Linked DNA regions of Homo sapiens: region 2 is linked to region 1. Evidence: chromatin loops called from intact Hi-C (ENCODE). Cell type or tissue: endothelial cell of umbilical vein. All regions are shown on one strand. Each heading gives the region's core, and the rest is flanking DNA. Links, peaks and the distances in the headings are about the cores only.

Region 1 (16,042 bases), core at 5,053-13,052:
TTTTGTATGTAAACATGCCAGCATGCTAGTTTACAAGTCTGTTAAAATGTTCTAGATTATTGTCTTTGCTTTCTAAAAGAATAGTTTTTTTCATGTAGGAATTATTTTAGATGTCAGTTACGTGTACATAGCGCATCATTCTTTTAGCCAATACTTAATTGTATTCTATGTGCTCAACACTACGTAGTTCACTAATATTATACTAGAATACTTCATATTCTTCTTCTTTTGTGAAATGACCTCAGAAGCACATCATCATGATATCAGCATATTTAAGATGTTTTCTAATATCAAAGCTTTGGACACTTAAAATGTATTAATTTTCCCTGAGATTTGACAGAGATTAAAATTTGAAAGAAGTAATAATTTTATACTAGATACTCGATAAAAATGTCAAAGTGTTCCATTAAACAATACATAAATGTAGTATTAGAGTCCATTTATAATAAAAATTTCTAAAAGGATACCTTCAGAGCATTGGCAAATACAGAGAATGGTGGCAGAACATGCCATGTGAATAAAAACAATATTGATAAAATGTGACAAAGCCATATGTAACATCAGAAAGTTCAAGAAGTATACCTCATTTAAAAACATTTATCATCATTAATTACATATAAGGCCTTTTGGTTATAGTACCATTTTATAATAAAAGAGAATGTTTCTGTTTCACTTAAGACTTTCTAGTCTTTCTGGTAAAAGATAGTTAATTGAATTTTCCATATGCGGAAGACTTTATTAATATTTGCTCCTGGAGGGGTCACCTGTGTCATGCTTAGTACTGCTTTGTCTTTTGTTTTTTGTTTTTAAATATCTTGCGTGAGTATTTTATGCCCATTACTGCAATCCTGCAAGATGAGCATACTGTAGAATTATGTACCATTTGGGACAGGGAAAAAGAGTAATGAGCTCATCCAAGATGAGGACATAAGAGAACAAGGCTGCTGCTATTTTACACATACTGCCTTTCACCACCAATATAATCACAGATACACTTGTTGGCCTAAAAATGTGAACGCTCTAAAGTATAAACCAACACTCGGTTCTCTTGGTATAGTTGTTCTGTCCATGTTGGAAGTGTGACCCAGTAAAGGGGTTTAGGTTAAAAATAAATGAAAAACACTCAACTGAAGTTCTGCTATTTTTTTTAAAATATCTAGTTTATTGAGATACAGTTCACATGTCATACAATTCATCTGTTTGAGTGTATAATTCAGTGGTTTTCAGCATATTCACAGTCGCATAATCACCACAATCAATGTTTGAACATTTATATTACCCTATAAAGAAATCCTGTACCCTTTAGCAGCCAACCGTTATTTCCTCCCAGGCCTCCAACCCTAGGCAATTGGTAAGCCACTTTCTGTCTGTATAGATATAGATTTGCCTATTCTGGACATTTCATATACATTAGTCCCCCCTTCTCCACAGTTTTCGTTTTCTGTGGTTTTAGCTGTCTGTAGTCAACCGTGGGTAATATTAAGTGGAAAAATTTCAGAAATAAATAATTCATAAGTTTTAAATTTGGCACTGTTCTAAGTAGTGTGATGAAATCTCATGCCATTCTCTTCTGTCCTACGTAGGATATGAACCATCCCTTTGTCCAGTATGTCCAGCATATCTACACTGTAGACGCTACCCACCCATTAGTCATTTAGGAGATGTCTGGGTTATTAGATCTGTGCTGGTATCACAATGTTTGTCTTAAAGTCACCCTTATTTTATTTAGTAACAGCTTCAACGTGCAAGAGTAGTGATGCTGGCAATTTGGATATGCCAAAGAGAAGCTGTAAAGTGCTTCCTTTAAGTGAAAAGATTAAAATTTTTGACTTAATAAAGGAAAGAAAGAATCATATGCTGAGGTTTCTAAGATCTATAGTAAGAACTATCTTATACTTCTGTGAAACGAACAGTATATTGTTATAATTGTTCTATTTTATTATTAGTTATTGTCAATCTCTTACTGTTCCTAATTTATAAGTTAAATGTATGTATGTATGTATGTATAGGAAAAAACATAGTATATATAAGGTTCAGTACTATCCAGTTTCAGGCATTCAGTGGGTGTTTGGGAATGTATCTTCTATGGATAAGGGGGAATACCGTAAATGGAATCATTCACTATGTGGCCTTTCGTGACTGGCTTCTTTCACTCAGCATGTTTTCAAAGTTAATGCATGTAGTAGCATGTACAGTACTTCATTCCGTTTATGGCTGAATGATACTCTATTGTATGGATATACCACATTTTATTTATCCATTCATTAGTCACAGGGCATTTAGGTTGTTTCCAGTTTTGGGCCATTATGCGTAGTGCTTCTATAAAGCATTTGTGTACAAGTTTTTGTGTGGACATATGTTTTCATTTCTCTTGGGTATATACCTAGGAATGGAATTGCTGGATCATATGGCAACTCTGTGTTTCACATATTGTGGAACTGCCTGTTTTCCAAAGCAGCTGCACCTTTTTGCAATCCCACCAGCATTGTTTGAAGGTTCCAATTTATCCATATCATTGCCAATACTCATTATTCTTGTTGATTATAGCTGTCCTGGTGTGTGTGAGATGTTATCTCATTGTGGTTTTGACTTGCATTTTGCTGATGACTAATGATGTTTACTGCCTATGAACTATTGGCTTATAAAAGCCATAGCATTAGGAGAAAAACCTAATGTAGGTGACGGGTTGACGGGTGCAGCAAACCACCATGGCACTTGTATACCTATGTAACAAAACTGCACATTCTGCACATGTACCCCAGAACTTAAAGTATAATAATAATTTTAAAAAAAACAGAAAAAGAAAAAAAAAAGCCTTTTTGTGGAAATGCCTGTTAAGTCCTTTGCTCATTTTAAAATGGAGTTATTTGGTGTTTTATTATTGAATTGTAACAGTTTTTATATATTCAAGATACAAGTCTCGTATTGGGTATATGGTTTGCAAGTATTTTCGTCCATTGTGTGAATTGTCTTTTCACTTTCTTAGTGGTTTCCTTTGCAGCACGAACAGTTTTAATTTTGATGAAGTTCAGTTAAACTTTTTTTTTTTCCTTCTTCTTTTATTGCTTCTTCTCTTTGGGTCATATCTAAGAAACCATTGCCTGTTCCAAATTTATGAAGATTTTATGTCTTTGTTTCCTTCTAAGATTTTAGTTTTAGCTCTTAAATTTAGGTCTTTCATTTATAGGAATTAATTTTTGTATAAGGCAAGAAATAGGACTCCAACTTCATTCTTTTGCATGTGGCTATCCAGTTTTTCCAACACTCTTTGTTCAAAATACTATTCTTTCCCCATTGAATGGTCTTGTAACCCTTGTCTAAGACAATTTACTGTAAAAGTGAGGGTTTATTTCTGTTCCAAAATATATCCTAAGGATATACCTGTCATTTTACTGGTAGTATCACACTGTCTAGGTTATTGTAGCTTTGTAATAACTTTTAAAAATGCAAAGTATGAGTTCTCCAAGTTTATTTTTCTTCTTCAAGATTGTTTTGGTTGTTCTGGGACCCTTGCATTTTCATATTAATTTTAGGATCAGCTTACCAGTGTCTGCAAAGAAAATAGCTAGGATTTTGATAGAGATTGTTTTGAACCTGTAGCTTAATTTGAAGAGTGTTGACATCTTAAGGATTTGAGTCTTTTGATTCATGAGTATGGAACGTCTTTTATTTATTTATGTCTTTAATTTATTCAATAGTATTTTATAGTTTTCAGAATATTAAGTTTTGTACTTCTTTGGCAAAATTAATTTTTGATATTACTCTAAATGAGATTGTTTTATTTTTGGATCATTTGTTTCAAGGGTATAGAAATGCAATAGATTTTTATATGTTAATCTTATTATAGTGAACTTTGTTAAACTCTTATTCTAATAAATTTTTAGTTGATTTCTTACTATTTTCTATATACAAGATTTTGTTATCTGTAAATAAAAATAGTTCTTTCTTTTTTTTTTAAGTTGTATGACTTGTGGCTGGGTGTGGTGGCTCATGCCTGTAATCCCAGCACTTTGGGTGGCCGAGGCAGGTGGATCACCTGAGCTTGGCAGTTTGAGACCAGCCTGGCCAACATGGTGAAACCCCGTCTCTACTAAAAATACAAAAATTAGCCAGGCTTGGTGGTTCACACCTGTAATTCTAGCTACTCAGGAGGCTGAGGCATGAGAATCACTTGAACCCAGGAGGCGGAGGCTACAGTGATCTGAGATTGTGCCAGTGCACTGCAGCCTGGGTGACAGAGAGGGACCATGTCTCAAAAAACAAACAAAAAGTTGTTTGACTTTTATTTCATTTTCTTGCCTAATTCTCCTGGCTAGAACTTCTAGTTCAATGCTGACTAGAAATGGTGAGGGCAGATATCTTTTGTTCTGATCTTAGGGTGAAAGATTTCAGTCTTTGACCATTAAGTATGATAGCTGTGGGTTTTTCCTTGGTGCCCTTTATCAGGTTGAGGAAATCCTCTTCTATTCTTAGTTGGTTGAGTGAATTCTGCTCTTAATTGCTATGTTAAATTAAGGATGAGATAATTTAATACTTAGAAAGCTGCTGGTAATACTCTTGTAGCTAATACATGAAGCAGTCAGCAGGCTGGTGAAATTGGGGAGGGAGTCTACTCTCAGGTCTCATTTACTGAGTAGATAGGTATTACCAGTGATCTTAAATGGCATCTCCATTTTCAAAGAGATAAAGAAGACAATTGCTGAACATTCTATTAAAATGGTACCAAAACTTAAATGATGAAATGCATAAGAAGGGTTCCTGTGCTGAAGAAAACAACTTGGTACTGAATTGGGTGTCTGCTTTACCTTACCAAGTTAAAATTACTATTTGTGTAATTATTGATAGTAATATAATTATTGATTTATTAATTCACATCATATGTAAAGTTGAAATTAATATAAATTATCACATAAACTAATGAGAAAAGGATATGTTTTGTTATAGTGACTCACATATATTATTCCTCGATAAGCATCAGTTTCTTTTTCTCCTTTCAAGGTGTGTAATAAAAGGGTTTTTTTTCAAGGTGTTAATAAAAGGCAGAATTTATAAGGCATGGTTGGGAATAATAAACATCAAATTCAAGATTATGCTTATCTTTGCATTTAGGAGTCAAGAATGGAGAAGAAGGAGTAAGCTGTTGTGTTGTACAGGGCACTTTATTTTTATTTCATAATAAAAAATTATATGTGTCAGTATAGCTAAAACTTGAGCTAGAATGGAACTTAGCAAGCATCTGCCCTAACTTCTTCAGTTTTACAGTTGAGGAAACTGAACTCCAGAGAGTTAAATTGATTTATTCTATGGTGGTTGTATACTAATGTTAGAACATGGAATAGAACCTAGTTTTGTTAGTTCAGAAGTCTTTTTGTTATGCCAAGCTTTTTAGAATATGTGTATTTTAAAGTGTGATAGTTTGCATGATATTTTATAATTATACTTCTTTACAGCAAGAGGATTATATGTCCCTACCTTTTGCCATGTGACATGAGGTGTTTCCCCTTGGGAGGTTTTTTACTTCCCATGCCCTTAGTGACTTAATTTGGTTTTAGCCAATGGAATGTGAATGAAAGTAATGTACACCATGTCTAAGCAAAAGCTTTAAAATAAGCTTGTCCTGCCGAGGGCCCACAGGCTGCATAGAGCCCAGGGCTGTTTTGAATGTAGCCAAACACAAATTTGTAAACTTTCTTAAAACATTATGAAATTTTGTTTTTCAGCTCATCTGCTATCGTTAACGTATTTTATGTGTGACCCAAGACAGTTCTTTCATTGTGGCCTAGAGAAGCCAAAAGTTTGGACACCCTAGCTAAAAGCTATTGTATACTGTATATCTCTGTCATATTGGTCTTTTACCTCTGCCACAAGGCCTAGATGGGGTGAGGGGGTGCTGTTCCTTCAGCCTGGTGTCCTAGAATAATGAAAAAGTATACAGTTATTAGCCAGTGAAATTTTATTGTTGTTGCTGCATTATCATCTAGTAAAAGGTGACTGACACAGAAAGTTAGCTGTCCAGCTTTTCTCTTTAGGTTGGGTTAATAAGAAAAGTAAGAGTTATTTCCAGGCATTTGAAGGATTTACATCTTTCAGCTCCTCATACCTCATTCTGGGTGTTTTACTTCACCCAAGCAAAATGTGAAAAGTACGTTTGGACAAATGATTTCTACTGCTGGTTATTTATTTATTTTTTTAATGAGACCTGGTCTTGCTGTGCTGCCCAGGTTGGTCTCTACCCTTTAGGCTCAAGCAGTCCACTGCCTCAGCCTCCCAAGTAGCTGAGATTACAAGTATGTGCCACTGCGCCCAGCTCTGGACAAATGATTTCTTAAATGCCTGTGGAGATAAATACAAGACCTTCTGTAACTTCACTCCTTATCTGCATAGGGATAGTAGAGTTTGGCAAGCTAGTGAGTAGGGCCTTGATGGAAAATTGGCCAATTTTCTAAGGGGGTGTAATTTGCTCTATGTATTCTAAAATGGCATTTGTTGGATCAGGTCATTTAATTTTATTTTGCCCATGTAACACAATGATCCCAAAAATTGACTTGGAGAAGTAATTTTAAGGTATCTTATGTTTTTATCATGTGGACCATTCCAAAATTTCTGAAAACATAGCACTGAATGCAACAAGAAGTTAGATTGTAGTGACAGTTCTGGCTTTGATGTAACCAAACTTTTAAGGACATGATTTACTCCTGCCTTGTCTGGGGAATTGTTGGTAACCTTGTCTAGGGAATTGTTGGTAAAGCAAACTCCCAGTTTCCTTTGTGGTTGGTTATTTTTTACAATTTAGTTTGGGGATATTGCATTCCACATTTTGGTCGGTGACAGGCAGAGGGGTTAATTTGTGAAAGTGTCAAATATTATGATCACTTGATAACTTACTCAACTGAGTTTATGAGTATTTGATAAACAGATTTCACCACTTACTGTTTTTTTTTTTTTTTAAGATGGCAGGATAGCTAGTGACAGTTATTTTATACCAGTTAAGAGAACCGTAGCTGACAATGCAACAGTGTAACATCTGTTTACATAGCCTTTATGTTATACTGGGTATTATAGGTAATTTAAAGATAATTTAAAGTATACAGCAATATGTGCATAGGTTATATGCAAATACTACACTACTTTATATAAGGGACTTGAACATTGTCAGATTTTGTTATCTGTAGGGAGTCCTGGGACCAGTCTCCCACAAATACTGATGGACATGGTATTTAAAATAAAAATTTCAAAATCTTTATACTAAATTTGAGCAGATAAGTATCAAAGTGAGTGAACAGATTCAGTAGTCTATTTAATGGGCAGTAAGCAGTAAAGCAGATTATTAGCATCTTTTGTGCAACCCACTATTCTTTATGATTTTATTTTTAGAGTATTGCAAATTCTCAAGCAAAATTTAGAAGTGTAAAATAAAATCATACAGTTTTCAACTGAGAATGGGATTCTTAAAGAATCTAATAGCAGAGTTGCATTTCTAAAGAGGTTAGAAATTATCAGCATAAAGTGATTATTTAATATTTAATTCAGCCATTTAATGAAAATAAACTCAAATTAAAATTATTTTCAGTAGAAAAATGAATGAAATTTTTATTCAGAAAAATGTTGTACTCTCAGGCAACAGCATGAATATAATTGGAATGCCTTTGTCAAAGATAGAAATGCCATGTCCACTTAAAAGGTTTTGCTTGATGTTTTCTAAGCTTTTGCTTTAGTTTTATTTTGAAGTATACTTCATCAGATATTCATTACTTTGAATTAATACAGCATTTGTTTTGTCTATGTGTTGTATATGCTTTTTGACCCAACAATCGTGGTACTTAGTTAAGTCTGTTCTTGGAAAGCAGTACAGACCCTAGTTTATTTAATCAAAGAAACCCTACCATGACCTGTTTTTCAAACAGAGCATCTAGAGTTATATTCCTAATGTTTCCATTTCATTGTTCACCTTGATTTTCACATCCTTTGCATTTTTAATAGAGCTCTTGCCCTCATCTTCTTCCCTTGTTGCTGGGCAAGGTTTGTGACACTGATGTCTGATTGGTTTTAGACTATTTCGGCTTTGAGCCAATCAGACAGTGAATTTCAGTTCTCTCACAGGACTGAAACATTGAAGCAGCTGTTGATATATTTTTCCTGTGGGGAGATTATATAAACTAAGAGTATGGCTGCAGCAAGCTCCCTCTTGGGTATGTTTGAAAAATTACAAGGTTCATCTGTAAGGAAGGGGGGAAATGAGGTTTATTTTTAAAACTTGGTTATTAAGAACACCTAATAAGTAGTGAATTTGAGAAAAAAATTCTGATAACAAATTTTCCATTTTTATTTTATAATCCTATATTTAAAGAACTATAGAATGGTGTAATATAATAAAAATGTCTTTAATTTTCATGAATATTTACTTTGTAATCCACACATTTGTTTTATAATAAAGCTTTGAAAGGATATCTCATATAACCTTTTGTAACTTGCTGCGAAAGGCAGTTAAGGAGAAAAGGATGTAGTAATTGTACTTATACCACTTAATATAGGTTGTCCAGAATCAGACATTTAGATTTCATTAGATGAATTAAACTAAGTCAGTTCAGTGCAGTAGACAGCACAACACTTCATAATACTATCCCTAGTAATCCTTTGGGTCCAGAATACTATTAATTTTTGGAATCGGAAATCTGTAACAATAGTGGTAGATGGGTATGAAGATTTTTTTTTTACTTGTCTGGATTTAAGGTTTTGCTAGATTTATATATTTTATATGTATGGTCTATGGAATTTTTAAAAAGAAATTTACATTTGAATTTTGCATTGTATAGAAAAATATGTTCTTACGTATATTGTCCATGTTTGACTTATTCCTCAGGTAGGAAATTAATTTATATTAATGTATATTTCTTGAAATGTTCATGGATATTTATTAAAGCAAATAGCATAAAAGATGTAAATCTTATCCATTTATGTGTGTGGTATATTTAATGCGTGTTACGTGGATTTAGGGTTTTATGTAAACTGTGTTCTAGATTACTTATTTCAAACAAAGAACCACACTTAAGTATTGCAGATACAGTTTTTGTTTAACTATGTTTTTCTGACCTTATTGTCTGTCTCCTGTTGCTGGGCAGGAATCAGAATGCTGGCTGCTGATTGGCTGAGTTTGTGAGCAGCTCTTGAACAGCCATTTAAATTCTTGAGCTTTTTGAGCAGGCAGATTGTAGGCTAAGACATAACAGCTTCCCTTTGTTGTTTCATTGCTATGATCTCTTGCTAGAAAGAAGTGGGTGGAGGGGGATGAAGCAGAGAAGAGAGTAATGTTTTCATTTAAAGAAGAAGCTCGTTGGGCTTTCCTTAAAAATATTTTAAAAATAATTTACCAAAAATTTGAAAAAAAAATTTCCAAGCCAGAGAGACTTATTTGCAGGTAACATACCCTTCTCTGGTTATTTAAATATAAATTTCTATAGAAAAAGGTTTTATTAGTGATATTATTTTCCCAGAGTTCTTGAATATACAGAGACTTAAAAAACATTATTTTGACTCTCATCCTCATGAAAAAAATACTTTCAGGAGAAACTAGTTCATCATGTTTTGCAGTTACTTTTAGACATGGCAGACATCTTCTGCCGTAAAATACCAATGCTTTTTTCTGTGAAAATGAATTACAGTCATGTGAAAGCTTTCTGATTTGAGTTGCCACCTAAAATACTAACATTTATTTTATAGAATAGTTTTATGAATGGCATCTTAGTTCTAGGCGACAGTACTAAAATGATCCTTGGAAGTGTTTTGCACTGGTATTACAGCCATGGAAACTTGTTTGCAGGTAACACACCCTTCTCTAATGTGTATCTTTCTCAAATATGCTTCGCTAATGCAAAATACATTTCTAAAAGCAGACTGCTGATTGGTTTGTACAGATATGGCTGAACTAGTTTGAACTAATTGTTCGTGTTACTTCCTTATTGCTTTGTCTGTTTTTTATTATATTTAGAACCCATAAGATCTGGTAAATGGCTGTAGTGTGCTCCCTTGTGGGTATGGATGGTAGTTATTCTATAATTCTTTTTAGAGTGCTTTATTATTACTGAAGTTAATGACAATTTTATTGATAAAATCAACTTTTCTTGAATTATATATTTTTATTAAATATTATTTGGTGGTGGCAATTTAATATTAACTGTGAGGTTTACATGTTGGATTTTCTAATTTATATAAAAAATACCAAAGAGGAATTTGTCTTAGACTCTTTAGTTTATTCCTAAAAACATTATCCTGAATATTTAGTTTATTCCTAAAAACGTTATCCTGAATATATAGATGGTGATGGTTATACCATTTATTGAGTTCTTACTACATTCCAAGTGCTTAATGTATAGAATCTCATTTAGTTCTCATGGCAACCTTTGTGACAGGTGTTGGTATTAGTCCCTTTTTAAGGTAACCAAAACTAAGAAATTGATGTTAGGTAATTTGCCCAGTCTCACACAGTAGGTTTCCTGGGAGAGTTGGAATTCAAATCTGTGAATCTGTCTACAGTCTACAGAGTTCATGTTCTTAATTGGGTTATTAAAAGTGATGAATTTTTTTAAAGGAATGCTTACTTTTAATGTAAGAGTTCATGTTCTTAATTGGGTTATTAAAAGTTATGAATTTTTTAAAAGGAATACTTTTAATGCAATTGGTAATAACTACCAGCTGTCCATCTAATATCTGAGAAATGCGGATATTATGAGGCTAAAGTTCAAAAGAATGGCCTTTCAGTATTTTGAAATACTTAAAGGGTAACTATACTACTTATATTATAAACTTAATTATTTTGTAGTTTTGGAATTAGTAAGGAAAAGTGACAGCAAAATACAATGCATTGTATCTGTATCTTTTGCAGAAAATTTTGCAGTTAGCAAAACTTTGTAATGATGGGAAGGGAAAAACCTTGAAGGTGTGAAATTTTAGTCTGTAATTAAAAACCCTTAACATAATGTTTTGTATTATATTATACAAATTTTGTATAATTTTGTATTAAGGTTTTGTATTATTATATATACATTTTGTATTAAGGTTTCTGTTTAAATGAAGAGTAATTTTTCTAAATAGTTGATTTAGTTATATAATTTAAATAAAATGGCTAGAATAAGAAATATGTTCTAAGTAATTGGCTTAAAGTGAGAGAATGAATACAGAATGTATCACAGTCTAGAAATTCTCTGACAAAGTGCTAGAATCTCAAGCTGAATTGGCTTCCAGCAAGTAGGCTAGGCTTATTATTTTATGCGCTTCAGCCAAAGACCAGCAGGAACACCTTTGTAATTGAAAAAGTTAGGTTTACTATTTGCTGCAGGGAGGAAATAATGTTCACTATGGGGAAACTGTAAGGCACATCAATCAGTAAGAGGATGTTAGAAAAAACCTAGTATAGGATTTGAGTATAGTATAGGTTGGGTTATTTTGGGGAGAGATTAAGGAAGTAGATCCTTATCGTGGATTGGGTGACATCAGAAAGTGGGGGCACTTCTATTCTTGGGTATCTCAATAAATTTTATCTATATAGGGAGGACAGACTATTACAAGATAAAGCTGTAATTGATAAAGAAGTTGGCCTGGTGTGGTGGCTCACACCTGTAATCCCAGCACTTTGGGAGGCCGAGGCAGGTGGATCACGAGGTCAGAAGATCAAGACCATCCTGGCTAACACGGTAAAACCTCATCTCTACTAAAAATACAAAAAATTAGCCGGGCGTGGTGGCGGGCGCCTGTGGTCCCAGCTACTCGGAAGGCTGAGGTAGGAGAATGGCATGCACCCAGGAGGTGGAGCTTGCGGTGAGCCGAGATCACGCCACTGCACTCCAGCCTGGGCGACAGAGCGAGACTCCGTCTCAAAAAGAAAAAAAAAATAAAGAAATAGCCATCACTCATTTAGTGAGGGGGGATGTTTGGAATTTTGTGGGTTGCACAGTGACCTTGTCTGACTTGAATGTTCTCTGAGTTGGTTTTATGTCCAACCAGAGAACAGCATGGCTTAACTGTAAGCATCAGATCCATTAACAACATTGAGCCCTAACTGTGAGTATCAGTTAAGTTTCCAGGCATCAGGGGCTGCTTTTCTTTCTTTCTCAGGCCAAAGCAAATGTATTCTACCATATCATTCCTACTGGTGATGGTAATGGTAAGTGACTATCCAATGTGAAAACAGTATTCCTGCCTCCTGTACATCTTAGTCCTTAAAGCAATTTTGTTTTATTCTACTATTGATTGATGACATTGTTTTTCTTCAGAACCACATCCTTGTGCTCTTTTGTTTGCCTTTATTGCACTGGCCAGATGTTAACAAGGAAATGGTTACAGGAAACATCCTTGTTTTCTTCTGATCCTATTTCAATATCAGACATGATATCTCTAGTTTTCTTGGTAGATAACCTTTATCAGATTTGAGTAAGTTTCCTTGTATTCTTAGTTTCTGGCAAGTTGTAATTATGCATCAGTCTTGAATTTTGTCAAATGAATATTCTGTATTTGTTGAGGTAATCCTTTGTTGATTTTGTCCCTCTGTTCTGTTTATGTGGTGAATTAAATAGCTTGATTTGTTTTGTGGTTTTCTTTTTTGCTTAACAGAAGTTTATCGTCTCAGAGTTCTGGAGGCAACACATTTGAAATCACGGTGTTGTCATTGCCATTCTCCCTCTGAGGGTGCTGAGGGAAGGATCTGTTCCAGGCCTCTCTCCTAGCTTCTGGTAGTTGCTTGGCTTGTGGTACCATAACTTCAATTGTCACATGGCATTCTCCCAGTGTGCATGTCTGTCTGTGTCCAGATTTTCCCCTTTTTATAAGGACACCAATTGTATTGGATTAGGGCTCACTTTAGTACCCTTATATTACCTTGATTACCACTGTAAAGGCCCTATCCGAATAAGGTCACATTCTGAGGTACTGGGGCTTAAGACTAATATCTTTCTGGGGATGTGGGGTGTGGGATGCTGCACAATTCAGTCAGTAACATCCTGGTACCAGACATTCAGTTTAGGCAAAACTCGTAATTGTACACTCTGCTGGGCATGAAATAAAGTCAGAATGCATCATGGCTTGTTCATGGTCAACACTGCTTGATTTTTGAATGTGAAATCAGCCTTGTATTTTTCTAAGCGAGCTTCACTTGGTCAGAATTCATTACCTTTTTAAGAAACCTACTTCTAAATAAGTCATAGATGAAAGAAGAAATCATGATGGAAATTAGAAAATATTTTAACAGAATAATGTAAATGACACATTAAAATGTGAGATGCAACTAAAGCAGCTCTTAGAGGGAAATTTATAGCTTTATATGCACACATTACAAAAGAAGAAAGATTGAAAATAACACTTAAGCTTGAATCTCAAGGAAAAGGATGACATGTTAAGCTCTTTCCAAGAAAAAGTAAGTGAAAAGAGATAATAAATATTAGAGTAAATAATTAAAACAAGAAAGCAGATATAAAACCAAGAAATATCAGCCAAGTAAAGGTTCATACTTTAATAAGTGAATAGAATTGATAAAACTGTAGCACAACTTACCAAAAAAAGAGAATACACACACACACACACACACACACACACACACACACACACACACAACCTTTGTATTTATTTTGAAATTTTTTTGTAGTGGCATTACTGAGATAAAACCACATATCTACTATTCACCCACTTAAAGTACAATTCAGTTATTTTTAGTATATTCACAGAGCTGTATAATCATCACCATAATCAATGTTAGAACATTTTCATAACCCTGTAAAGAAATCCTGTACCCTTTAGCAGCTACTCCTCATTTTCTCCAGAATCTTCCAACCCTAGGTAGTCACTGATTTACTTTCTGTCTCTAGATTTGCCTACTCTGGACATTTCATATAAATTGAATCATTCAGTATGTGGCCTTTTGTGACTGGCTTCTCTCACTCAGCATATTTTTAAGGTTTATGCATGTAGTAGCATGTTCAGTACTTCATTCCCCTTTGTGGTTGAATGATATTCTGTTGTAGGGGTATGGCACATTTTATTTATCCATTCATCAGTTATGGAACATTTAGGTTGTTTCCAGTTTTGGGCCATTATGAGTAGTGCCTCTATAGAGCATTTGTGTACAAGTTTTTGTGTGGACATATGTTTTCATTTCTCTTGGGAAATGAATGGAATGGAATCACTGGGTCATATGACAACTCTGTACTTCACATATTGTGGAACTGCCTGTTTTCCAAAGCAGCTGCACCTATTTGCAATCCCACTATCATTGTATGAAAGTTCCAGTTTTTTCACATCCTTGCCAACACTCATTATTCTCGTTGATTGTAGCCGTCCTGTCGTGTGTGCAGTGTTATTTCATTGTGGTTTTGACTTGCGTTTCCCTGATGTCTCATGATGTTTATTGCTTATGGACTTTTGGCTTAGGGGTCTCTTTCTGGAAATGTCTGTTCAAGTCCTTTGACCATTTTTAAATTGGGTGATTTATTATTGAATTATAGCAGTTCTTAGATATTCTAGATATAAAAGTCTGTATTCTATATAAATATATATTCTGTATTCTAGATATGAAATTCTAGATTCGAGATAAAAGTCTTATCAGGCATATGATTTGCAAATATTTTCTCCCATTGTTGTGAATTTTCTTTCTTGATGGTAATCTTTTGTTAATATGTTTATAGTTCTGCCAATCTAAGTATGCTTGGTTGCAAATGTAATCTTTCCTTACATGTTTCTTAATTCTTCCTCCTTTTTCCTTTATCTCTATACCTGTTATTTCCCTACTGTTGTTCTTACACTTTTATTTTTCTTTCTCATTTTCTTCAGGTACTTTTTTTTTTTTTTTTTTTTTTTTACTTTATCTACCTTTTTTTTGCTTAAACATCTCCATACTCTGTGAATTCCATATTGGAAAAAAAAACTTGTCCCTTTTCCCCCTAATACTTTCTAGTTGATTTTCTAGTAGACTATGGCCATTTTTGATTTTGTATTACACAGATGCAGTAAATATGATAATTAGTATACAACAAGCAGTAGGTTTTCTATGTCTTAAACATTACATGAAATGTGCTGCTTGCATCTCTTCTAAGATCAATTTGTATTAAGTCTACAATTAGGTGGCTTCTGTTTCAGTTATTAAACTCTCTTTCTCTTTTTTCTTAAAGATTCAGAATGGACAGTTTAGAAGAACCTCAGAAAAAAGTCTTTAAGGCTCGAAAAACGATGAGAGTGAGTGATCGTCAGCAACTTGAAGCAGTGTACAAGGTCAAAGAAGAACTGTTGAAAACTGATGTCAAGCTGTTAAATGGCAACCATGAAAATGGAGATTTGGACCCAACCTCACCTTTGGAAAACATGGATTACATTAAAGACAAGGAAGAGGTGAATGGCATTGAAGAGATTTGTTTTGATCCTGAAGGAAGTAAAGCAGAATGGAAGGAAACACCCTGTATCCTAAGTGTTAATGTAAAAAACAAGCAGGATGATGATTTAAATTGTGAACCTTTGTCTCCCCATAATATAACTCCAGAACCAGTCTCTAAACTGCCTGCTGAACCAGTTTCTGGTGATCCAGCCCCTGGTGATCTGGATGCCGGAGATCCAGCCTCCGGAGTACTGGCCTCTGGTGATTCCACCTCTGGTGATCCCACCTCTAGCGAGCCCTCCTCTAGTGATGCTGCCTCTGGTGATGCAACCTCTGGTGATGCCCCTTCTGGTGATGTGTCCCCTGGTGATGCCACCTCTGGTGATGCCACTGCTGATGATCTCTCCTCTGGTGATCCCACCTCTAGTGATCCCATCCCAGGTGAACCGGTCCCTGTTGAACCCATTTCTGGTGATTGTGCCGCTGATGATATAGCCTCTAGTGAAATAACTTCTGTTGATCTGGCTTCTGGAGCACCAGCTTCCACTGATCCAGCCTCTGATGATCTGGCCTCTGGTGATCTATCCTCTAGTGAACTGGCCTCTGATGATCTGGCCACTGGTGAACTGGCCTCTGATGAGCTGACTTCTGAATCAACCTTTGATCGTACCTTTGAACCAAAGTCTGTACCAG
Region 2 (16,042 bases), core at 3,526-11,525, 230 kb before region 1:
TGTACATGCATGTACATATACCACATACGTACATGCATGTACATATTACATACGTACATTTATGTACATATTACGTACGTACATATATGTACATACATGTGCATATTACGTACGTACATATATGTACATACACTATACTTGTACATATTATATATGTACATACACTATACGTGTACATATTACATACGTACATATATGTGCGTACACTATACGTGTACATATTACATACGTACATATATGTACATACGCTGTGTGTACATATTACATACGTACATATATGTACATATGCCATATGTGTATATACTATATATACATATGTACATATGCCATATGTGTATATACTATATATTACTATATATACATGTATGTACATATGCCATATGTGTGTATACTATACTATATATGTACATATGCCATGCGTGTGTATACTGGATGTAGTATATATGTACATATGCCATGCGTGTGTATACTATATGTACTATATATGTACATGTCATGCGTGTGTATACTATATGTACTATATATGTACATATGCCATGCGTGTGTATACTATATGTACTATATATGTACATATGCCATGTGTGTGTATACTATATGTACTATATATGTACATATGCCGTGTGTGTATACTATATATGTATGTACATATATGTGTAGACTATATATGTATGTACATATATGTGTATACTATATATACACATAGTATATAGTATATATACATAGTATATATGTATATATAGTATATATGTATATAGTATATACATATATGTACATATTGTATATACATATATGTACATATTGTATATACATATATGTACATATTGCATATACATATATGTACATATATGTATACACTATATACATATATGTACATATATACAGTGTATACATATATGTACATATATGTATACACTATATACATATATGTACATATATGTATATATTATACATATAATTTTTATGACCATATAATTTTATGGTGCATATATATGTGTGTGTACATATATATATAACTATTCTAAATATGTATCTACCTAATTACAGAGCCTGACTGATAAGAGAAACAGGAAACCTAAATAGAAAGCCAAATCATGAGTGAACTCCCATTCACAAGTGCTACTAAGAGAATAAAATACCTAGGAATGCAACTTACAAGGGATGTGAAGGACCTCTTCAAGGAGAACTACAAAGCACTGCTCAAGGAAATAAGAGAGGATACAAACAAATGGAAAAACATTCCATGCTCATGGATAGAAAGAATCAACACCGTGAAAATGGCCATACTGCCGAAAATAATTTATAGATTCCACGCTATCCCCATCAAACTACCACTGACTTTCTTCACAGAATTGGAAAAAACTACTTTAAACTTCATATGGAACCAAAAAAGAGCCCACATAGCCAAGACAATCCTAGGCAAGAAGAACAAAGCTGGAGGCATCACGCTACCTGACTTCAAACTATACTACAAGGCCACAGTAACCAAAACAGCATGGTACTGGTACCAAAACAGATATATAGACCAATGGAACAGAACAGAGTCCTCAGAAATAACACCACACATCTACAACTATCTGATCTTTGAGAAACCTGACACACACAAGCAATGAAGAAAAGATTCCCTATTTAATAAATGGTGTTGGGAAAATTGGCTAGCCATACGCAGAAAACTGAAACTGGACCCCTTCCTTACACCTTATACAAAAATCAACTCAAGATGGATCAAAGAGTTAAACGTAAGACCTAGGACCATAAAAATCCTAGAAGAAAACCTAGGCAATACCATTCAGGACACAGGCATGGACAAAGACTTCACGTTTAAAACACCGAAAGCAATGGCAACAAAAGCCAAAATTCACAAATAGGATCTACCTAAAGAGCTTCTGCACAGCAAAAGAAACTATCATCAGAATGAATAGGCAACCTACAGAATGGGAGAAAATTTTTGCAATCTATCCATCTGACAAAGGGCTAATATCCAGAATCTACAAAGAACTTACTTAAACAAATTTACAAGAAAAAAACAAACAGCCCCATCCAAAAGTGGGCAAAGTATATGAACAGACACTTCTCAAAAGAAGACATTTATGCAGCCAACAGACACGTGAAAAAATGCTCATCATCACTGGTCATTAGAGAAATGCAAATCAAAACCACAATGAGATACCATCTCAGGTCAGTTAGAATGGCAATCATTAAAAAGTCAGGAAACAACAGATGATGGAGAGGTTGTGGAAAAATAGGAATGCTTTTACACTGTTTGTGAGAATGTAAATTAGTTCAACCATTGTGAAAGACAGTGTGGTGATTCCTCAAGGATCTAGAACTAGAAATACCATTTGACCCAGCAATCCTATTACTGGGCATAAACCCAAAGGATTATAAATCATTCTATGATAAAGACACATGCACACATATGTTTACTGCAGCACTATTCACAATAGCAAAGACTTGGAACCAATCTAAACATCCATCAATGATAGGCTGGATTAAGAAAATGTGGCACATACACACCATGGAACACTATGCAGCCATTAAAAAAGGATGAGTTCATGTCCTTTGCAGGGACATGGATGAAGCTGGAAACCATCATTCTCAGCAAACTATCACAAGATCAGAAAACCAAACACTGCGTGTTCTCACTTATAAGTGGGAGTTGAATAACGAGAACACATGGACACAGGGAGGGGAACATCACACACTGTGGCCTATCGGAGGGTGGGGGGCTAGGGGAGAGATAACGTTAGGAGAAATACCTAATGTAGGTGACGAGTTGATGGGTGCAGCAAACCACATGGCACGTGTATACCTATGTAACAAAACTGCACGTTCTGCACATGTAAGTCAGAACTTAAAGTATAATTTAAAAAAGAGAGAGATCCTTTGTAGGGACATGGATGAAATTGGAAACCATCATTCTCAGTAAACTATCGCAAGAACAAAAAACCAAACACCGCATATTCTCACTCATAGGTGGGAATTGAACAATGAGATCACATGGACACAGGAAGGGGAATATCACACTCTGGGGACTGTGGTGGGGTCGGGGGAGGGGGGAGGGATAGCATTGGGAGATATACCTAATGCTAGATGACACATTAGTGGGTGCAGCGCACCAGCATGGCACATGTATACATATGTAACTAACCTGCACAATGTGCACATGTACCCTAAAACTTAGAGTATAATAAAAAAAAAAAAAGAAACTGGATATAGCTGGATTTTAAATCAAAACCTGTGAATAAAATTAACAAATCGTGTTTTAACTTAAGCCAATTAAAAATAATATGTTAAAAAAAAAATAAAATAAAATAAAAAAAAGAGAGAGAAATAGAAAAACCTACAAACATATTGGAGATTTAAAGGCCCTTAAAAAAAAAGGCCCTGTTTGTTTTGTTTTGTTTTGTTTTGTTTTGTTTTGTTTTGGACAGAGTCTTGCTCTCTCGCCCAGGCTGGAGTGCAGTGGCATGATCTCAGCTCACTGCAAGCTCCACCTTCCGGATTCACGCCATTCTCCTGTCTCAGCCTCCCGAGTAGCTGGGACTACAGGCGCCCACGACCACACCTGGCTAATTTTTTGTATTTAGGAGAGACGGGGTTTCACTGTTAGCCAGGATGGTCTCGATCTCCTGACCTCGTGATCTGCCCGCCTCAGCCTCCCAAAGTCCTGGGATTACAGGTGTGAGTCAATGCACCCGGCCCCAAAGTTCCTCTTTTAGTAAGTGGTAGCACAGGTACACAGAAATAGATATAGAAGACTTAAGCAACACCATTGACCAAACTGACCTATTGCCTTCTATAGAACACAACACTCAACAACAGCAGAAAACACATTCCTTTCAAGTACACATGAAACATTCACCAAGATGGACTATATTTGGGGCTATAAAACAAATTTCAATAAATGTAGTAGAATTTAAATCATAAACAGTATGTTCTTTGACCACAACTCAACTAATATCAATATTAAAATGACATCTAAAAAATCTCCAAATCTTTGGAAATTAACAATTCTAAATAATTCAGTAATCAAAGAACAAGTCACAAAAAAAAACTGGAAAACATTTTGAATTTTAAAAAAATGAAAACAACATTTCAAAATTATAGGATACAGCTGAAACAGTCCTTAGAGAGAAAGGTATGTCATGTTAAATGCTTACATGAACAAAGAAGAAGGGTCTAAACTTTGATGGTAAGAAACTAGAAAAAGAAGAGCAAATTAAACCCAAGGCAAACAGAAGAAATGAAATAATAAAAGTGTAGAAATCATTAAAATAGAAAACAGAAAAGCAACACAGAAAATCAAAACCAAAAGCTAGGTTTTTTCAAATTTAATAAAATCTGTAGACCTCTATAGCCAGACTTAAGAGACAAAAAGAATTACACAATTTAACAAAGATCAAGAATAAAAGAGGCTGGGGGCAGTGGCTCTGTAATTCTAACACTTAGGGAGGTAGGGGTGGGAGGATAACTTGAGCCCAGGCATTCGAGACCTGCCCAGGCAATATAGCGAGAACCTGTTCTAAAAAATATTAAGAAAAAAAAAAAAGGAATGAAGGAGGGAGACATCACTATAGATCCTAGAGATACAATAAAGAAACATTATGAATAACTTTATACCAATAAATTTAATAACCTACAAGAAATGGACAAATTCCTTTAAAAGCTAAAACTGCCAAATCTCATTCAAAAGGTAGATAACTTGAATATCATATACAAAAGATATTAAATTTATAGCTGCAAACATTCCCATAGAAAAATGTCTAGGCCCAGACGGTTTCAGTGGTGAAGGCTATGAAACATTTGGATAAGAAATAATACAAATTCTACACACATTTACAGAGAGTAGAAGATGAAATTCCAGCTAATTTTATCAGGCCAACATTAATAGCAAGTCCAGACCAAGATATTACAAGAAAAGTACATATCATGATCTCTCATGAACACAGATGCTAAAATTCTTAAAAATATATTAACAAATCAAATCTGGCAACATATAAAAAGAATAAACAAGTAAAGTTTCTCTTGGAATAGAGAATTTGCTCAATATTTGAAATCAGTCCATGTAAAAAGTAAAATCATATGATTATCTTAAGAGTTGCAGAAAAAGTATTTCATAAAATTCAATATGCCTTCATGATAAAAATTTTCAACAAGCTAAAAAAAATAGAATGAAGTTTTCTCAACCTGAAAAAGAAAACCTATAAAAAAAAGTATGCTAACATCACTTAAAGGTGAAAGACTGAATCCTTTCCCCCTAAGATCAGGAAGAACATCCATGCTCCCCACGCTTATTTAACACCACTGGAGATTCTAGCTGGGGCAATAAGGCAAGAAAAAGAAGTACATGGCCGGGCATGGTGGCTCACACCTATAATCCCAGCACTTTGGGAGGCCTAGGCGGATCACTTGAGGTCAGGAGTTCAAGACCAACCTGGCCAACATAGTGAAACCCCGTCTCTACTAAAAACACAAAAGTTAGCCGGGTGTGCATGCCTGTGGTCCCAGCTTCTCAGGAGACTGAGACAGGAGAATTGCTTGAACCCAGGAGGCAGAGGTTGCCATGAGCTGAGATTGTGCCACTGCACTCCAGCCTGGGCGAAAGAGTGAGACTCTCTCAAAAAAAAGATAAAAAGAAAAAGAAGTACATGCAGACACTTTGGAAAGAAAGAAGTAAACCTGTCTTCATTTGCAGACAACATGAGTATCTCTATGGAAATTACTATGGAATCTTTTAAAGCTAATAGAAATAAAAGTGAGCTTTACAGGCTCTCAGAATAGTAGGCCAGTATACATAAATTAATCGTGTGCTGGACAAAATGAAACTATGGTGCAAAAGCACTATTTTTAAAAAAAGAAAAAAAAAAGCATTATAAGTTCTAGAAACTGGAAAAATAGGGGAAAATCTTAAGAATTGAGAGGAGGGAAGAAAATATAAGTAATAAGATAAGGCTTAAGGAAGGAGAAAGACGGAGATCTTTGATCAATGAAACAACAGAGGATCTGTTAATTTAATCTGGAGACGGACCTGATTGAGATCATACTAAAAAGTAAAATAGAAGCCATCAAGTCTGATTTGGAATAAACTCTCAGGAGATTCTTGCAATCAATTAGGCAAAAAAGATGCCAGCTTGGTCTCCAGCAAAGGAGAAGGAGAAAAGCAAACCATAATCAAGAGAGAGTTGGAAGATTAAATCAATTGGCTATTGACAAATGTGGAAGGGAAGAGAGAAGGGGGAGACCAGGGCTGCTCCCAGATATGGGGCTGCAGCAGGGAATGACAATGCCCTGCAGAGGAGCAGCTGTGCTGGCTTCAGTCTCTGACTCACAAAATACCCCAGGGAAAGAGCAGGTGTCATCTTTAGCTTCAACCATAAAGTGGCATGCGGTGCAGAGAGTGGCAGCCTGCCTGGGCCACTTTACCCTAAAATGTGGCACCCACTGGGTCCTCCACTTCAGCCACTGCCCCGGGCACTGGCATAATGGTCATTTACAACAATCATTTCCCTTGCTCGCTTGCCTGGACACCTCCTGGGCCACAAAAGTGTGCCTCAAATTAGGCAACTGACATAATAGAGACAGTAGGACCTCTGTCTGAGTCGTGACCATTTTCTCTTCCCCTATCTTCTCTCAGGTTCGCTCTCTGAATTCTCCTGGGGGAGCTCCATCACCTATCATCTTTTCTTTTTATGAAACTTGAACATCTTAAGCTGAAATTAGCGACCCTTCCTGAATAGCAAAATGCAATCACCTTTACAGGACTCCAGATGTTTCAAATACAAAAAGCCATGGGCAGGAGTAACGTTGCAATTCCATGCATGCCTCAAAAGGGATTCGCAGCCTAAGCATCCACAAGAGGGAGCTCTCTAGTACCTTTTCACTTTCTCAATAAAGATTTACAATCACCTGCTGTGCACCAGGCTCTATGCTAGGAATTGGAGATACAATAATAAATAAAAATAAAAGGGCCAGCTGCAGTGGCTCATGCCTGTAATCCCAGTACTTTGGGATGCTGAGGCGGGAAGATCACTTGAGCCCAGGAGTTCAAGGCTGTAGCAAGCTATGATTGTGCCACTGCACTCCAGCCTGGGTGACAGAGCATAACTCTGTCTCTAAAAAAAAATATGTATTTATTTAGAGACGGGGTCTTACTCTGTCACCCAGGCTGGAATGCAGTGGCACAATCACAGCTCTTGGCAGCCTCAACTTCCCAGGCTCAGGTGTTCCTTCCACCTCCACCTCAGCCTCCCAAGCAGATGGTGCTACAGGTGCCCACCACCACACCCAGCTAATGTGTGTATTTTTTGTAAAGACAGGGTTTCACCATGTTGCCCAGGCTGGTCTCAAACCCCTGGGCTCAAGTGATCCACCTGCCTTGGCCTCCCAACAAATTAAAATTAAAACTGAAAACATAAACACGGGAGCAGTGGTTCACGCTTGTAATCCCATTTTGGGAAGCCAAGGCAGGAGGAATGATTGAGTCCAGGAATTCGAGACCAGCCTGGGCAACATAGCGAGACCTCATCTCTACAAAAAAATTAAAAATAAATAAATTAGCCAGGTGTCATGGCATGTACCTGTCTTCGTTCTAGCTACTCAGGAGGCTGAGGTAGGAGGCTTGCTTGAGCACAGGTCAAGGCTGCAGTAAGCCATGTTCACACCACTGCACTCCAGCCTGGGCAACACAGTGAGACACTGTCTCAAAAAATATATAAAAAATAAATAAAAGATCCTGGCCTCATGGATCTTACATTTCTATGGGAGACACAATTAGTAAGTAAACAAGCGGCATAAAACATTGTGATAAAGTTATTTAAAAAAAAACCAGAATGATGAGATAGAAACTAACTAGAAGAGGACACTCATCAAGAAGGGCATCTCTGGGGAGGCAGCATTTAGGCTGAGACTTGAAGGGTGAGAATGAGCCTGCCTTGTGCTCAGTACAAGTGATGCAACAGAAATGATTATGCCATATATTTACAGCTCTACACGTTATTAGGGTGTGGTGTGGGATCCGTGGCAGAAGTGGTGCTGTTAGCATAACTCAATACACGAGGCTGTGCAAGGGAAGATAGTATTTTGAAAAACTACATTATGCGACCTTCTCCCTAATTAACTGTTAAGGAAAACTTATTCAGTGATACTAGTTAAAGCATGGCAAGGAAAACGTCATTCAGAACCATCACGATAGCTACAGGGACCAGGGCAATGGGGTCTTGCAGTCAGGGAGAGACTGGGGCAACTCTGAATACAGCACAAGCAGGTGGAAATCATAATTGATGCCAACGAGCAGGGTGGAGGTCAGTGGATGGAAAATTACTAAGAGGAAACATCAGGGGTGAGGGGGATTCTGGCTAAACCAACACAACAGGATTCTTGCTGAAGACAGGCCAGGGTGAACAGGCATCGCGTTGGGGACGTGGGAGAGGAAAATTCTGATCAGATATCCAGGATGATCAGATACTGAGGATGAGGGGTTCTGGCTAAACTGACTTAGTAGTGTTCTTTGCTAAAACTGGATGTTGCAAGAAAGTGCATAGATGGGCTGAGCAGAAGATTTGGAAGCCTGACTAAACTTTGGCCAAGCAAAGAATCTTTGTCAAAACCTAAAGTATCGTGGGAGAGAAGGAGGTGCAGATTGGATTGAGACTGTGAAAGAAGGAATGAGAAGAGCAGGAGTTATTATTCAACTTATAACATTCAAGAGATGGCGTAGCATAACAATAAACTAGATAACAGACACAATTGAGAGAGAAAGGATTCTCTACATTTTTAACTCACATTAAGTGTATCAAGAGCTAGTCCCGATGGACTATAGTAGATAGATTGGAAGTTAAAGAAACATCCGCCCTCTCCTGATGAAGGGGATTGTAGGACAGGAAGAAAGAGGAAGACAGGAGGTGGTCCCACAACGGGTTCCCAGTTTCCCGGAAGTAAGGCGGACAGGCTGAGGGGGAACACCGGGGACTGCAGGGAAATTGCTCCATTCCTTTTTTGGGACTCTGGGAGGAGACATCTGCAGAGGGTATCCCTGCGCCAATATGGGTAAGAGAAGTTGGGCACCAGCATGACTTAGGGGCTCTGCTTCTCAAAACGCCCGTGGAACAGATTTTTTTGTTGTTCTTTTCCAATTACCCCTGATTCCCTAATAAAATACACTAAAAATGAGTCAATAGAAGAAGAAAATGAGGGAAAAAAAGGAATACAAGCTCAAGTTTTTTTATTAGATTCAATAGACATAAAATTCCTATCAACTTATTTTGAAAGTTTCAAACGATTCCACCAGACACTGTTGGAAGATAGAACAGAGATTGAACTCAGCTTTTAAAAAGCAGGGGAGTCCCACAGAATGCCTGCCCCTTCCATGGTGGCTTTCTGGCACCCAGATATGTTAACTGGCCAAGCAGGTAATTTCTGTGTGTTATTATCTAAAAGTGTTTCTTTATGAAAACACTGGGTGGGACCACAGGGCAGTCTCGGGTGAGAGGAAAAAGGGACAAGGTCAGACAGCCCCCAAGGAGAGTGGAATTGCTTTTCACACCAGAAAGAGCCTTGTATTCCTGCAGCCTCCCTAAATCATCCCGTGAGAATATGTTATTAGCAGACACCTTCAGAATCCCCTGCTAGCATCCTAACAGTGCTCTTGCCAATAATCATTTGGCCACATGCATAGAGCCAGCAGCAAAGACTGGCTTTCATTGTTTTATTCCTGGCAGTATATAGGCTTTCTGGCCTGAAGTAAGAGGAAGTAAGAAAGAAAAACATACATAATAAAATGGAGGAAGGTTCCAGCTCTCCCGGGCTTAGAAGGAGACCTGGTTCAATGCAACAGTATTTTACATTTAGCACTGTTACTTTGGGGGAAAGAAGAAATGAGACAAAAAAATGAAGAAGGTAGAGTGACATCAGGAAACCCTGGATAAAGCTAACCATTGCTACCTCCTTTCAGGGTGGCTGGTTCTCCTTGCTTCCTTTCTTTCTTTGCCACAAACACCAGGGTTCCAGAATTGTCCGCTTCTTCACAGGTACCACCACTTGGAATTTCCATATGTATCACGCTTGTCCGTAGAGGAAGACATAGCTGCCCCAAGAGATCCCCTTTCTATCTACACACAAACACAAGCAGCAGGGTCTTCGTGAATGTGAGAAACAAAGGGAAGGCAGCCGCAAAGATAATAGGTTCAAGGGATGCTGGTCTTGCTCAGCTGTTGCTGATTAATGGAGCTAGTGCACTCAATTAGAATAGGGTTCACCTGAGATTTGTCCCATCTCCAACTTTCCTCTGATAGAGCCTCCCTTCTATGTAAAAGGTAACCGTGTCTAGAGAGCCAATCAAGATAAAGTAATAGTGTCCTTTTTGTCCTACCTGGACCTGAGGACTTGTAGACTAGATAATTACCAATCAAATAGGCCACTAAGAAGTCCAGAACTTAGTATCTCTGGCTTTATCATAATTGCCTGAACCTGCAGCTGTTTCCTATGCATCCTAGGCAGGGATAACCTATAGTCTGAAGGAACTTGCCCTACTTTAAACTGCCCGCCAGTGCTCTTTGCAGAAAAAAAAAAAAAAAAAAAATGGAGTTCAGGAAGTTGGGATACAAATAAGAGTTTTGGAAAGGAAAAGACCAGTCCAGACAGAAAGGGCTGGACTGTTAATTGGCTGGCTAAATCAAAAGTCATCAGTATTTAGCCTACAGTAACCAAAACAGCATGGTACTGGTACAAAAACAGACACATAGACCAATGGAACAGAATAAAGAGCCCAGAAATAAAGCTGCACACCTACAATCATCTGATCTTAGACAAAGTTGACAAAAACAAGCAATGGGGAAAGGACTTCCTATTCAATAAATGGTGCTGGGATAACCAGCTAGCCATATGCAGAAGAGTGAAACTGGACCCCTTCTTTTAACCATATACAAAAATCAGTTCAAGATGGTTTAAAGACTTAGATGTAAAATCTGAAACTATAAAAACCCTGGAAGAGAACCTAGGAAGTACCATTCTGAACATAGGACTTAGCAAAGATTTCATCATTAAGACACTAAAAGCAATTGCAACAGAAATAAAAATGGACAAATGGGACCTAATTAAACTAAAAAGCTTCTGCACAGCAAAAGAAACTATTAGCAGAGTAAACAACCTACAGAATGGGAGAAAATATTGCAAACTGTGTATCCAACAAAGGAGTAATATCCAGAATCTATAAGTAATTTAAACAAATTAACAACCATTTGTCCATTAAAAAGTTGGCAAAGGACATGAACAAACACTTTTCAAAAGAAGACATACAGCCGGGCACAGTGGCTCACATCTGTAATCCCAGCACTTTGGGAGACCAAAAGGTGGGAGGATCACTTGAGCCCAGGACTTTGAGACCAGCCTGTGCAACATCGTGACTTCGTCTCTCCTAAAAATAAAAAATTAGCCAGGTGTAGCGATGCATACCTGTGGTCCCAGCTACTCTGGAGGCAGGAGGATAGCTTGAGCCCAGGAGGTAGAAACTGCAGGGAGCTGTGATCACATCACTGCATTCCACCCCGGGAACAGAGCAAGACTCTTGTCTCCAAAAAAAAAAAAAAAAAAAAAAGGAAGACATATACATGGCCAAAGAGCATATGAAAAAATGCTCAGTATCACTAGTCAAAAGAGAAATGCAAATCAAAACCACAATAAGATACCATCTCATACCAGTCAGATGGCTATTATTAAAAAGTCAAAAAAATAACAGATGTTGGCAAGGTTGTGAAAAAAAGGGAATGCTTATACACTGCTAGTAGGAATGTAAATTAGTTCAGCCATTATGGAAAGCAGTTTTGAGATTTCTCAAAGAACTCAAAGCAGAATTACTATTTGACCCAGCAATCCCATTATGGGGTATATGCCCAAAGGAATATAAATTGTTCTGCCATAAAGGCACATGCACGTGTATGTTCATCATAGCACTATTCACAATAACAAACGCATGGAATCAACTTAAATGCCCATCAGTGGAAGACTGGATAAAGAAAATGTGGTATGTATATACCATAGAATACTACACAGCCATAAAAAGGAACAAGATCATGTCCTTTGCAGCAACATGGATGAAGCTGGAGACCATTATCCTAAGCAAACTAACACAGGAACAGAAAACCAAATACTGTATGTTCTCACATTGAGTGGACTTCATGTCAACAGACATAGACATAATAATATAGGAACAATAGACACTGGGGCCTGCTTGAGTTTGGAGGGAGGGAGGAGGGTGAGGATCAAAAAACTACCAATCGGGGACTATGCTTACTACCTGGGTGATGAAATAATCTGTACACTAAACTCCCATGACACACAATTTACCTATATAACAAACCTGCACGTGTATCTCTGAACTTTATAAAATAAAAGTTAAAAACAAAAAATGTCATTAGTGTTTGAGGAAGGAGAGAAAAAAATAGAAACTTCAGACATACATTTGTTCAGTGCAAAACATTGTAAAATATATAGGGAAAAGTACTTTGAAATACATTCTAACTCAATCATAATGGTTGTGTGACTTTGGACAAGTTAATTTGTTTCTCTAGTTTCAGTTCCCTCATCAGCAATATGAGGAAAACTGGGTTTTTCTAACATCATTGATGAATTTGACCGTGTATGTGCTGTATCGTATTGGCTTGACCCAGGTCCCATCAGGTTCTCCCACTGCCCTGGCTGCAGGTCTCAGCAGTTCGAGCTGTAAGAGGAGTAGCAGTGGCCTCCTCACCATCAAGATACCCGAGAGGAGGGCAACTCAGCCCAAGACACAGTGAAGGAAGATCCCAAGAGGAGATGGGTGAGGTTGTCAGATAAACCTGCTCCTGCAACAGTAAAAACGAAAACAAAAAAGGCAGTGGGAAAGGATAAACCTTCAGACCAAAAAAGGCAAACAAAGGGGAAAAAGAAGAGGAAAGGGAAAACAGGCCAAAATGGCTAACCAGGAAACTCAAGAAGATTTACCTACAGAAAATGGAGAAACTGAAAATGGGGACAGTCCAGCCTCTGATGAACCTGGAGACAAAGAAGCCAAGTCTGATTAGTATCATATGCCCTGTCTTAGCCACAGTCCCTGTCTCCCTTCCTATACAATCCAGACGAATATTTTTTATCAACTATTTTGTAAATGCCAAGTGTTTTAGTAGCTCTAGAAACTTCTTTTTTTCTTTTTTTTATATTCTTTTTTTAAGACAGAGTCTCATTCTATTACCCAGGCTGGAGTGCATTGGCACATTCTGGGCTCACTGCAACCTGGGCCTCCCAGGTTCAAGCAATTCTCCTACTTCAGCCTCACGAGTAGCTGGGATCACAGGTGCCCGCCACCACGCCTGGCTAATTTTTTTTGTATTTTTAGTAGAGATGGGGTTTCACCATGTTGGCCTAGCTAGTCTGGAACCCCTGACCTCAGGTTATCCACCCACCTCAGCCTCCCAACGTGCTGGGATTACAGATGCGAGCCACCGTGCCCAGCCTCTAGAAACATTTTTAAGAAGGAGGGAATCCCTCTTCATCTCATTTTTTTTAAGTGTGAATGCTTTTATTTCAGAGATGAAATTATTTGCTAGTTATTTATTTTTGGTACAACCAGCAAATAATGTGGAATACTGGATTACAGGAGACTTTGACTGTCTTGGGTGTCGGCTTCATATTCCACAAATGGGGGATAGTTTTTATATCCTATAATAGAAAGCATACTACATGGCAATATGGAGTCACAGTCCCGCACTTAATGTCTTGAACATTTTTAATCCTATTCCCGTGTTGTTTTTTAGTAGAATTGTTTCCTAAGAAAACCACTCCTTGGGCCAGGTGCAGTGGTTCACACCTGTAACCCCAGCATTTTGGGAGGCTGAGGCGGGTGGATCATCTGAAGTCAGGAGTTCGAGACCAGCCTGGCCAACATGGCAAAACCCCATCTCTACTAAAAATACAAAAAATTAGCCAGGTGTGGTGGCACCCACCTGTAATCCCAGCTACTTGGGAGGCTGAGGCGGGAAAATTGCTTGAACCTGGGATGTGGAGATAGTAGTGAGCTGAGATTGCACCACTGCACTCCAGCCTGGGTGACAGGGCAAGACTCTGTCTCAATAAAAAAAGACAACTACTCCTTGATGGTGGCTCTCCCTGTCAAAACCACGTGTGCTCTGTAGCATCTTTGGTTGTGGTGGTCCTGTTTTCCTAGGAACTTTGTTAATGTGCTGTGAAAGATTGAAAATTTCAGTACGTAGTGTCTATGATATAAAATTGTTCATTGATGGTACTTACGTAACAGGTTATCCACATTTGAAGACACTGGCATTTGATATCTTAAGGAAATTTGGCCTTCAAATTTCAAGCGGCAAAGTCATGAGAATATCTGTTTTTAACGCTTACAATACATGGCTTTTTAGATTTTTGGTACAAAATTGTGTACAAATTGTGTGCAAAATTGTGAAATGTCTGTGTACGTACTGATCCCCAACACAACCAATAAAATCTCAATTAGAGAAAAAGAATTGCTTGATCCAACCTGCCCTGGCCTCTTGGCAGCTTGCCAAAGTGACAGCCCCCTGCCACTGCAGTTGCTTCCTCTCCTCATGCCACTCGCTGAGCTTCCACACAGCTGCGTTGTTTCTGCCCCAGCAGGAGCCTTGGCTGCTTAGGCGCCCAAGTTCTACCCGACCGGACCCAGCTGTTGGCTTCCCCAGCAGCTGCCGGGGAAAAGTGGGCGACGGGGGCGGGTGGGGAGGCAAATAACACCCTGGAGGTCTGGGAAATTTAAAAATAATTAGATGGTCAAGTTCTTCTGCTCTGAAAATTTTTAAAAAGCAAGAAATAAAGAAAGAGAAAAAAAAATCGTTAAATTTTGTCCAATGAAAAGCACAAAATAAGAAGCCACTGACGAATAAATCACTTACTTTTCCACCTTTCCAAACCTAATGGTCTGTTCTGGGTCTCAATGGATCTATGCAGCCTCTCAGGAGATGCCTTGTATGATGGGCTTGGCTGTGTCTTTGTGAAATAGTGATCTGCAGGATAAGAAAGATGCCACCTTATGTTTGCCTACCCTCCCTCCCTGCTTGAATTCCCTCCTTCCTTCTTCCTTCACTCTTGCTGCCCTGGAATTCCACTCCAAATAAAGTGTTAACGTATAAACTTTGTTTCAGACTCGTTGTTGTTGTTGTTGTTGTTGTTGTTAGTTTTTAGGGTTTTATACACAATTCAAGGACAAAAGGAGTACCATGAAGATCAAAGGAAATAGCGTTGGGAAAGCCATTTGTAAGTGTTAAAGTAAAACTTATGCGCATAAAAAGTCCACATGATCTTGAACAAGAAAATAGAGCGGTATAAAATGGCGTGACTGGCAGTGCTGCTGAGATGTCAAGCGATTATGGTACAGAAAGAAAGAAGCACTTAACTCAGCTGGGGGGTGAAGATGGGAGTAGAAGAGGGAGAAGCTCCAAATAAAAGAGGGCCTTTAGAATAGAGACAGCGCCTAGGCAGACGAGAGAAGGGTATTTCAGGCACAGGCAGAGATGTGACATTCCAGGTGCCTAAGAAAGCCTGCCCCAGGAAATTCAGGAAGGAACAGAGTCCGAAGAACAGGTAGAGTCAGACCATGAAGTACGCTGCCCACCACACTTGAGAGCTCGGACTTTTTTTCCTCGAGGCCATGAGTATTGCAGAGGAATGACGCTGTCGAGGGTTACTTTATAAATAGATCGCCCAGACACTGGTGTGGAGGGCGAAGAGCAGAGAGTGAGCCCAGAAGTAGGAGAACAATCAGGAGGCCATTGCATCAGTACCGGAAATGAAGGTGGAGGGCTGATCCAAGGCAGTGGCTGTGGCAATGTAAAGGAGAGGCAGACTGAAGGCGTGTCTAGGAAGTAAAATCAATTTTCCTGAATGCGGAGGGCCAAGCAAGGAAAAGTCATCTAAGAAGGCTTCAGATTTCAGGTGTGAGCAGTTTAAGATGGACAGTAGTGCCACCCATCTGGATCAAAAATAAAGGAAGAGGAGCAGAGATTTGCTTACTTTTGGTGCCCAGGAA

Evidence for each region. Peaks named below come from ENCODE experiments on the same cell type or tissue, not always from the same donor. Only the 100,000 strongest peaks of a DNase experiment are listed, where the experiment ranks them.
Region 2: it touches region 1 in a loop (21-fold over the local background); 8 of 110 quality-filtered maps call a loop at or near these places.

The regions. Positions count from the first base shown.
Region 1 is chr12:14,408,760-14,424,801 of GRCh38, forward strand. ATF7IP (activating transcription factor 7 interacting protein) reads left to right here. Exons shown (of 15, transcript NM_018179.5): 2 at 15,150-16,042. The coding sequence starts at 15,157. Among named protein-coding and RNA genes, the nearest start is that of ATF7IP, 51 kb to the left of the region's middle. In endothelial cell of umbilical vein, for the core only: a CTCF peak has its summit at 9,968; DNase peaks (open chromatin) are centred at 8,072, 9,132, 9,912 and 12,302; H3K27ac peaks cover 3,300 bases.
Region 2 is chr12:14,179,237-14,195,278 of GRCh38, forward strand. It overlaps the pseudogene HMGN1P23. Among named protein-coding and RNA genes, the nearest start is that of ATF7IP, 180 kb to the right of the region's middle. RefSeq lists an enhancer at 6,691-6,810. In endothelial cell of umbilical vein, for the core only: a CTCF peak has its summit at 6,853 (motif pointing right); no DNase peak of the experiment used is centred there.